Regions from separate parts of the Homo sapiens genome. Here region 1 is linked to region 2. The links are chromatin contacts, found by Hi-C or POLR2A ChIA-PET in ENCODE. All regions are on one chromosome and are shown on one strand. Each heading gives the region's core, a stretch centred on a gene start or an enhancer-like site at or near the end of the contact. The rest is flanking DNA. Distances are from core to core; before and after follow the strand shown. Region 1 holds the start of ZNF263 (zinc finger protein 263). Region 2 holds the start of HMOX2 (heme oxygenase 2).

Region 1 (4,349 bases), core at 330-2,829, 1.2 Mb before region 2:
TTAAAAAAGGCCAGGCGTGGTGGCTCACGCCTGTAATCCCAGCACAGTGGGAGGCTAAGGCGGGCAGATCACTCGAGGTGAGGAATTTGAGACCAGCCTGGCCAACATGGTGAAACCCCGTCTCTACTAAAAATACAAAAATTAGCCGGGCGTGGTGGTGGGCGCTTGTAATCCCGGCTACTCAGGAGGCTGAGGCAGGAGAATCGCTTGAACCCGGGAGGGGGAGGTTTCAGTGAGCCGAGACTGCGCCATTGCACTCCAGCCTGGGCAACAAGAGCGAAACTCCGTCTCGGAAAAAAAAAAAAAAGAAAAAAACTAAAATATCAGTACTCTTTTCACTTAGTCATCACAAACCCCTTTAATCCCATATTACCCTCTACTATCATGGTAGCCTCACCTTTGACGACAGACTAGCTGTGTGACCCAAGTAAATGACTTCAGTGCCACCACCTGTAGGAAGGGGCTGCTAATAGCATCTGCTTCATACTAACGTGTTTTCAGGATCGATCTGCATATAAACGCTCAATACACGGTAACTGATTGTCACATTCTATCCCAGGACGCTTCCATTTGCGGATCTCATGGCCCGGAGGACCTGGGCCGCCTCACAACTGGGCAGCCCCGCTCACCGACACAAAGCCCACAACCGCGCCCAATAGGGAATCGGCCCTGCGGCCCTCCTGCCACTCGCCCCCAACTATCACAGTCCACGGCGGAGCTGGAGGCAGATCCCGCCCTTGCAGGGCTGGGTAAGAGACTGAAACTTGGAGAATGAACTGCAGGCGCTGCACATCTCGGGCAGATTTAAAATTCGGTCTAAAATCGGAAGCAGGTGCCGCGAACCCAGACCCGAGCGCTCCTCTGGGACGTCCAGCCGCAGAAGCGAGCCCAAAGCCCAGCAGGGTTCTCCGCGGGACTCGGGGTTTCAGAACCGCCGGGCTCTTGGGCGCTCGCCCAGGGCGCACGCGCAGTCGCGAGGCCGCGCCGCGGACTGCATCTCCCAGCAGGCCCCGCGCAGCAGGCCACGCGGCGCCACTGACTGGGCGGGCGGCTAGCTCCCTGGCCTCCCCGACATGCCGAGGAGCCCCTGGCTTCCGGAGCCGACGAGGCCGCAGGGGCCAATGGGACCATCTTCAGCCAGCCCAGAGTAGCCGAAGCGGGTGGGGCCTGGCTTGGGAAAGGATTCATCCGGGGAAGCTGATTAACAATTCAGATTTCCGGGTCTCACCCCGACACTGACGCACTGGAGAGCGCGTGGCCCTGGGATCTGCGTTTTCCCAAGCGCTCCGGAGTAATTCTAACCCAGGTTGCCCGCCAGTCACAACGACCTCAGGCTTGTTTTCTTCGCTTGGATCCAGCTGCCCTGCCCCCAGTCACTCCCAGAATTTCAGGGCGCGCCCCGTGGCCCCGCCTCTCGTCTCCAATTGGTCCCTCGCTCATCCAGTCCCCGTAGGCCAATCTTCCCTTCTCATTGGTAGGCGGTGAGTGTGTGGAGAAACCTGACCTAATGGGCGCTGGAGTTCGCAAAACGTGACCCGGAAATTGGTCACGAGCAGGCGCCGTGGGCTTGTGGACGCCTAACTTGCGCGCTGAGATTTCCGGCGTGGGAGCAGAGGTCTGAGTCTTGCGTGGGTCCTCTATATAGGGTGAGAAGCGTGGCGCTCGGTTCCTGCCTCGGGGAAGTCCTGGCGCAGATGGGCCACGGGGCCGGCGTGGCGGCGCCTGGGACCGACTGAGGCCTAGGCGCCGGAGCCGGCCGCGCCTGGGCTGGAGCGGGGCTCCTCGGCCTGGACTGGGAGCCCCCGGCCCCGGGCTCCTGCTGGCGCCGTCCAACCTTACATGGGTTCAGGGCGCCTTCGTAGGCGGGCACGGCTGGTTTCGGGCTAAGGCGCTCTGGAGACCTGACGATGGCGTCGGGCCCGGGCTCCCAGGAACGGGAAGGGCTCCTGATAGTGAAGCTGGAGGAGGACTGCGCCTGGAGCCAGGAGCTGCCCCCACCTGACCCAGGACCGAGCCCCGAGGCCTCCCACTTGCGCTTCAGACGGTTCCGCTTCCAAGAGGCAGCTGGTCCCCGGGAAGCCCTCAGCCGGCTCCAAGAGCTTTGCCATGGGTGGCTTCGGCCTGAGATGCGCACGAAGGAGCAGATCTTGGAGCTGCTGGTGTTAGAGCAGTTCCTGACCATCCTGCCCCAGGAGATCCAGAGCAGGGTGCAGGAGCTGCATCCGGAGAGCGGCGAAGAAGCGGTGACCCTTGTGGAGGATATGCAGAGAGAGCTTGGGAGACTGAGACAACAGGTGAGAGAGAGAGAGAGCTGTTTTATCTGTGGTTTGTTTAGCCCTGAGCACTGGGACATTGCGCCCCCGGTCGAATTCAAGTAAATTGCCCTGAGTAGACCTTACGTGGGGAAGAGGACTTGTGATTTAACCTGGAACACTCATCCTCCAGATTTTCCCCCAAATGAACGAAAGCAGTGAAGAGTGCCCTGTTTCCACGCGGAGGCGGTGTCCCTGCAACAGTTAGTGTTAGCCATGGAGTTAGATCGCCAGCGTTCAAATCCTCAATCTGCTAGTACTAGCTTTGTTACTTTGGCAAGTTACTTGATCTCTTTCGGCCTGTTTTCCTATTCGTAAAATGAGGATATTAACATACTTTCTAGGGCTTAGAGGGAGAGCAGCATGTAAAGTTGTGAACACTACTAGCTTATGAGTGCTTAGTACTTGTTACCTGTTGTTATGTTAGGGTCCACGGTCTGGTCTTCTCTGCAAAGCTGGGCCTCCGTTAATTGTGAACTTTGAAAGATAATTTGGCACCGAGGCCCTGAGGTCATTGGTCCCCAGGGCTACCCCAATTTAGCCTATCCTATAGTGAGGAATAGAAGCACCTAGAAAAGGTGGGGAGAGCAAAAGGGAGTGAGGTGTATCTTAAGAGCTGTGTGGGGAAGGTGTGCTCTGGGAGTGGGCCCTTTCCCTAACCCCTCCCCCTGCACATGGGATCAAAAAAGCCTTTAGTGTAAACCATTTTTCTGTTACCTGGGCCCAAAGGGATCGCCTGAGGTTCTCTGTTGAAGGTTTGCTCTCAGTATCCTATACTAATTTCCCTTCCTCTTGGGCCCTGTTGTGATGATGAGTGATGTGGGTTGGTTCCCAGGTCACAAACCATGGGCGGGGAACAGAAGTGCTTTTGGAGGAGCCTTTGCCTCTGGAAACAGCACGAGAGTCACCGAGCTTCAAGCTGGAGCCAATGGAGACTGAGCGAAGCCCTGGCCCCAGGCTGCAGGAGCTGCTAGGCCCCAGCCCCCAAAGGGACCCCCAGGCTGTAAAGGAGAGGGGTGAGGCACAGTTATCTGGGCAGGTGGGAGGGAGGAGGGGCTTGGGGGTTGCCCCCGACACTAGCTGGATGTAGCAATGATGCGAAGGAGAAGGAATTTCTGAAGATCAGGTTCTCACCTGTGGAATGAAAGACCTGCAGTTGGTGGTGTGGGTTCTCCTGGGGCTGGGGGAAGGGAAGGGAGTCTCAGTAGAGCCCTTTTTTATGCAGAACAGAGGCGATTTAGAACCACTTGAATGACGCAGGGTTTGGAGTGCTACTCTTGGTACTCCTTCCCTCTCACCCTGTCATTTTGGATATCAGCTGATTAGGCCTCTGTGCAGTTTAGCGTCATTCCCAAAAGCAGAGGCTGGGTGTTGGGGAATGGATACTGTGTTTTAATAATCCTTGGGTTGCCAAGAGTTAGGAATGCCATTCTCATTATAATTTCTGTCACCTTCAGCATTATCTGCTCCCTGGCTTTCTCTTTTTCCTCCTGAAGGGAACATGGAAGACAAGGAGATGACTGGGCCCCAGGTGATGTGGAAGTTTCCATTGTCTCCCCCCAGCACCCTTCCTCCCCTGAGTGTTGGGGGTGGGGGTTCTCCATGTGGAAGGTCCTTTGTCCCTTACCACAGCGTCTCCCCCACTGCTTTGTCTATTTCACACCTCACTTGGAGGCCTGATACCCTTCTTCCCCCCTGACATGTGCTTGGCATCCCTGGATTTTGCCCCTTTAACCCATGACTCTGCTTGAATTGTTCTTGGTGCATCAGGGGCTAAAGGAGATCTTGTGCTGTTTCAGTTGCCTGAGAGCTTAGAGGACGTGGCAATGTACATCTCCCAGGAGGAGTGGGGGCATCAGGATCCTAGTAAGAGGGCCCTCTCCAGGGACACGGTGCAGGAGAGTTATGAGAATGTGGACTCACTGGGTAAGGACTTCTTTTCCAGGGATGATGACTGCGCCATTTCTGACCAGGGTCCTGCCCGTTATTCATTCACCTCCTGGACACAGACTCTGAGTTTTGCCAAGAAGCCTCCAC
Region 2 (4,325 bases), core at 330-2,829:
TTATCTTGCATGAACATCTTAATTTTCAGGTATTGGGCGTCAGGCAAAGATAATTAAAGCTATGTCCATGAGTCTTATCCCTTGAGGCCTTGTCCGCTTGATATTTTCTTTGCCTAACTCACTTTTAAAATTTTATTATTTTTATTTTTTTGAGACAGTGTCTTGGTCCGTCGCCCAGGCTGGTGTGCAGTGGCGCGATCTCGGCTTACTGCAACCTCCGCCCCCCGGGTTCAAGAGATTCTCCTGCCTCAGCCTCCCGAGTAGCTGGGATTACAAGCATGTGCCACCAAGCCCGGCTAATTTTTGTATTTTTTAGTAGAGACGGGGTTTCACCAGGTTGACCAGGCAGGTCTCGAACTCCTGACTTAAAGTGATCCACCCACCTCAGCCTCCCAAAGTGCTGGGAGTACAGGTGGGAGCCACCGTGCCCAGCCCTAACTCACTTCTGAAGTTGCTGCTACTTGCACTGATTTCAGTTTTTTTTTGTTTTTGTTTTTTGTTTTCAAGGTGGAGTCTTGCTCTGTGGCCCAGGCTGGAGTGCAGTGGTGGTGCGATCTTGGCTCACTGCAACTTCCGCCTCTTGGGTTCAAGTGATTCTCCTGCCTCAGTTTCCTGAGTAGCTGGGATTACAGGCAGGAGCCACCATGCCCGGCTAAAATTTTTTTGTATTTTTGGTAGAGACGGGGTTTCAACATGCTGGCCAGGCTGGTCTCGAACTGCTGACCTCAAGTGATCTTCCCGCCTCAGGCTCCCAAAGTGCTGGGATTACAGACATGAGCCACCACACCCGGCCCACGATTTCAGTAATTTCTTTGTGTTCAGTAAAACTAAAAAATGACTCTGGGCTGGGTGCGGTGGCCTGTAATTGCAGTGATTTGGGAGGCCGAGGCGGGTGGATCACCTGAGCTCAGGAGTTCGAGACCAGCCTGGCCAACATGGTGAAACCCCCGTCTCTACTAAAAATACAAAAATTAGCCGGGCGTGGTGGCAGGCGCTTGTAATCCCAGCTATTCGGGAGGTTAAGGCAGGAGAATCGCTTGAACCCGGGAGAAGGGGGTTGCAGTGAGCCGAGATCACGTCATTGCACTCCAGCCTGGGCGACGAGCAAAACTCGGTCTCAAAAAAAGAAAAATCATTCTGTCATTCTGGCCGCTGTTTGAAGAATGCGAATAATGCAACAGGGAGATCAGATACAAGACTGGTAACCGAGGTGTCAGAGTTGAGACTCAGTTTCGCAGATTGCATTGGCAAGTGACCAAGTGGGTGGTGCCACGGTTGACAACCCTATTTCTTACATCACTGAGTGGATGTACAAGGATTAAACCACACTGGGGAAGAAAAGTGCTCAACCCTGAGGCACCCTCACACACCTCGGCTCTTGTGAACACTAGTGTTCCTGCCGAAGCACGCCTACTTACCCCGCTGAGCAGAGCCTGAGCCTGCAACCTCCAGAGACCTGGGGAAAGCCACATACTCCGCTTCCCGCCCCCGGCAAGGGCGTGTCAGCTACAAGGGGCGTGTCATCTCTAGGCCCCGCCCCGCGCTGCGTGCCCACGTTGCGCCGGCCTCGCGCCAGTCCGCTGGGCTGCAGGGACTGCGGCGCCTGAGGGAGTCGCTGACGGGCACGCTGACTGGAGGCTGGCGGACAGGCGACAGCGACCTGCGGCAGGTGAGCTGTCCGCGCCCTCCCGGGGCCTTCCTTCCGCCCGGCTTCTCGGACCGCGCTGCGTCCTTCGCGGGCCCTGCCTCGGTCCAGGCCTTCGGACCTGGGCTTGGCCGGGCCACAGCCCTTTGGGTCCCCTGCGCCGGTCTGAGGGGAGACCCGGCCGGGGGCGGCCGGAAGCTGGGTGAGGCCGGGCAGAAGGACGAAGAAGGGCGTGGAGGGGCTGTCAGGGGAGGGCGAAACCGCGGACGCCGCTCTCCAGAAGTCGTCTCCCCGGGGGCGCGGGGAGGCCTGAATGGCTCTCTTTGGCGTCCCCGTTGGGCCCACCCTCTCCCAGCGTCACGGCTATGCTGGGCGAGGTGACCCCCGGGGTCGTAGCTGGGGGCGTCGGCGGTGCAGACAGGGGATGCCGGCAGAGATTGGAGCCCGGCTTGGCTGTTTCCCGGGCTGTTGGCATTGACCGGGGCTCTGCCCTTCCTCTAATGCCCTTATCTCTATAGGAAGTGCCCCTTGAGTGGGTGTCGTGACTTCACGAGTGAACCCTGGTACGCCCTGGAGCAGAGTCGGACTGGGAGGGATCAAGTGTGGGGGCAGCCGGTTAGTCCGGACGCGGGTTTACCTATTACTTTCTGAGCGCAGTGCTCTGGGTGGATTAATTGCCCTGCAAAAGCTGCCGGGACCTCCTTGCAGTCTTTGCACGAGGCCTGCCTGTGTCATGCCATTTAAATCGCGTCTGGGCCGGGTCGGTGGCTCACGCCTGTAATTCCAGCACTTTGGGAGGCCAGGGCGGGCGGATTGCTTGAGGTCAGGAGTCCGAGACCAGCCTGGCCAACATAGTGAAACCCCGTCTCTACTAAAAATACAAAAATCAGCCGGGCATGGTAACGTGAGCCTGTAGCTCCAGCTACTTAGGAGGCTGAGGCAGGAGAATCGCTTGAACCCGGGAGGCAGAGGTTGCAGTGAGCCGAGATCACGCCATTGCACTCCAGCCTGGGCGACAGAGCAAGACTCCATCTAAAAAAAAAAAAAAAAAAAAAAAAAATCGCTTCTGATGAGCCGGTTGTCGTGGCCTGTGGCTGTCCATCCTTACGTACTGTGTTTTGTTGATGGCGCTACAAACCAGACAAGGTGGAGTGTGATTGAAGAAAGAAACGCTGGCCGGTGCAGTGGCTCACTCCTGTAATCCCAGCACTTTGGGAGGCCGAGGCAGGCGGATCACCTGAGGTCAGGAGTTCGAGATCAGCCTGGCCAACATGGTGAAACCCCGTCTCTACTAAAAATACAAAAAAGTTAAACGGGCGGGGTGGCGCGTGTCTGTAATCCCAGCTACTGGGGAGTTTGAGGTTGGAGGATCACTTGAGCCCACGAAGTGGAGATTGCAGTGAGCTGAGATCGCATCACTGCACTCCAGCCTGGGTGACAGAGTGAGACCCTGTCTCAAAAAAGAAAAAAATAAATTATCACAAGACAAAATTTGTGCTTATCAGGAGTTCACAGTTAAGACATATATAAGCTTACTTGGTGAAATTAGAAAAAGTTATCAGATAAAACATTCAGGTTTAAACACTGGTGAGGGTGTGGGAATTTGTGGAGCCTTGGAAACACACTCATTGAATGACCTCATCTACCTGGGGATGTGAAGAGGGAAATCCTGTGATTCCTCCATTGTCTGACTTGATTTCCTTTTTTCCTTGGCTGTGGCAACATGTTGAAGTGCTGTGAGTCACCAAAAGGGGGAACGTGAGCAACTCTAGAAATGCCAGTGCCAGTGAGTTACAGACAATAAAGCATTGACCGCCTTTAGCTCACCCCTCATCAAGTCTGTTGAAAACTTGTAAAATTGGACAGCTAGAGCTACCTTGATTTTTTGGTTTCCTTTTAACAGCTGACTCTCTTCACAGGACAGTTGGGCTCTACATCAGGATTGCACCCAAAACTGGAATATCACTCCTCCAGGAGGAAGATATATTTGAAAATTAGAATTGTGGGCCCGGTGCAGTGGCTCATGCTTGTGATCCCAGCACTTTGGGAGGCCGAGATGGGCGGATCACCTGAGGTCGGGAGATAGAGACCAGCCTGACCAACATGGAAAAACCCCATCTCTACTAAGAAAAAAATAATAATAATACAAAAATTAGCTGGGCATGGTGGTGTGTGCCTGTAATCCGAGCTACTTGGGAGGCCGAGGCAGGAGAATCACTTGAACCTGGGAGGCAGAGGTTGCGATGAGCCAAGATTGTGCCACTGCATTCCAGCCTGGGCAACAGGAGCAAAACTGCATCTCAAAAAAAAAAAAAAGAAAGAAAGAAAATTAGAATTGTGTATTTCACTGTAAAATTTGAAATTCAGCTTTAACTCCTTGGAAAGGAAAGAGATGAAAAACTTGACCTAGACTGGGTGCGGTGGCTCACGCCTGTAATCCCAGCACTTTGGGAGACCAAGGCGGGTGGATCACCTGAGGTCAGGAGTTCGAGACCAGCCTGGCTAACATTGTGAAACCCCGTCTCTACTAAAAATACAAAAATTAGCCTTGCAAAAAGTAGCCTGTAATCCCAGCTACTCGGGAGGCTGAGCAAGGAGAATTGCTTGAACCTGGGAGGCAGAGGTTTCAGTGAGCCAAGATCATGCCATTGCACTCCAGCCTGGGCGACAAGAGCAAAAC

What was found. A loop is a pair of places that touch in the nucleus more often than their neighbours do. ChIA-PET counts read pairs that join two places held with the same protein, here RNA polymerase II (POLR2A). Pooled maps may share reads with other maps.
Region 1: a pooled map shows a loop between it and region 2 (6-fold over the local background). The contact joins the promoter of ZNF263 here to the promoter of HMOX2 in region 2. A Hi-C loop is called at or near these places in 4 of 50 pooled maps. POLR2A ChIA-PET finds 5 or more read pairs at or near these places in 2 of 52 experiments (CD4-positive, alpha-beta T cell and activated CD4-positive, alpha-beta T cell).

The regions. Positions count from the first base shown.
Region 1 is chr16:3,281,912-3,286,260 of GRCh38, forward strand. It overlaps ZNF263 (zinc finger protein 263), which reads left to right and starts at 1,580. Exons shown (of 6, transcript NM_005741.5): 1 at 1,580-2,294; 2 at 3,148-3,328; 3 at 3,770-3,843; 4 at 4,112-4,238. The coding sequence starts at 1,908. RefSeq lists enhancers at 553-1,058, 1,169-1,358, 2,069-2,572 and a silencer at 1,729-1,888.
Region 2 is chr16:4,474,819-4,479,143 of GRCh38, forward strand. It overlaps HMOX2 (heme oxygenase 2), which reads left to right and starts at 1,580. Exons shown (of 6, transcript NM_002134.4): 1 at 1,580-1,669. It also overlaps a transcript of NMRAL1 not described here. RefSeq lists an enhancer at 1,376-1,877.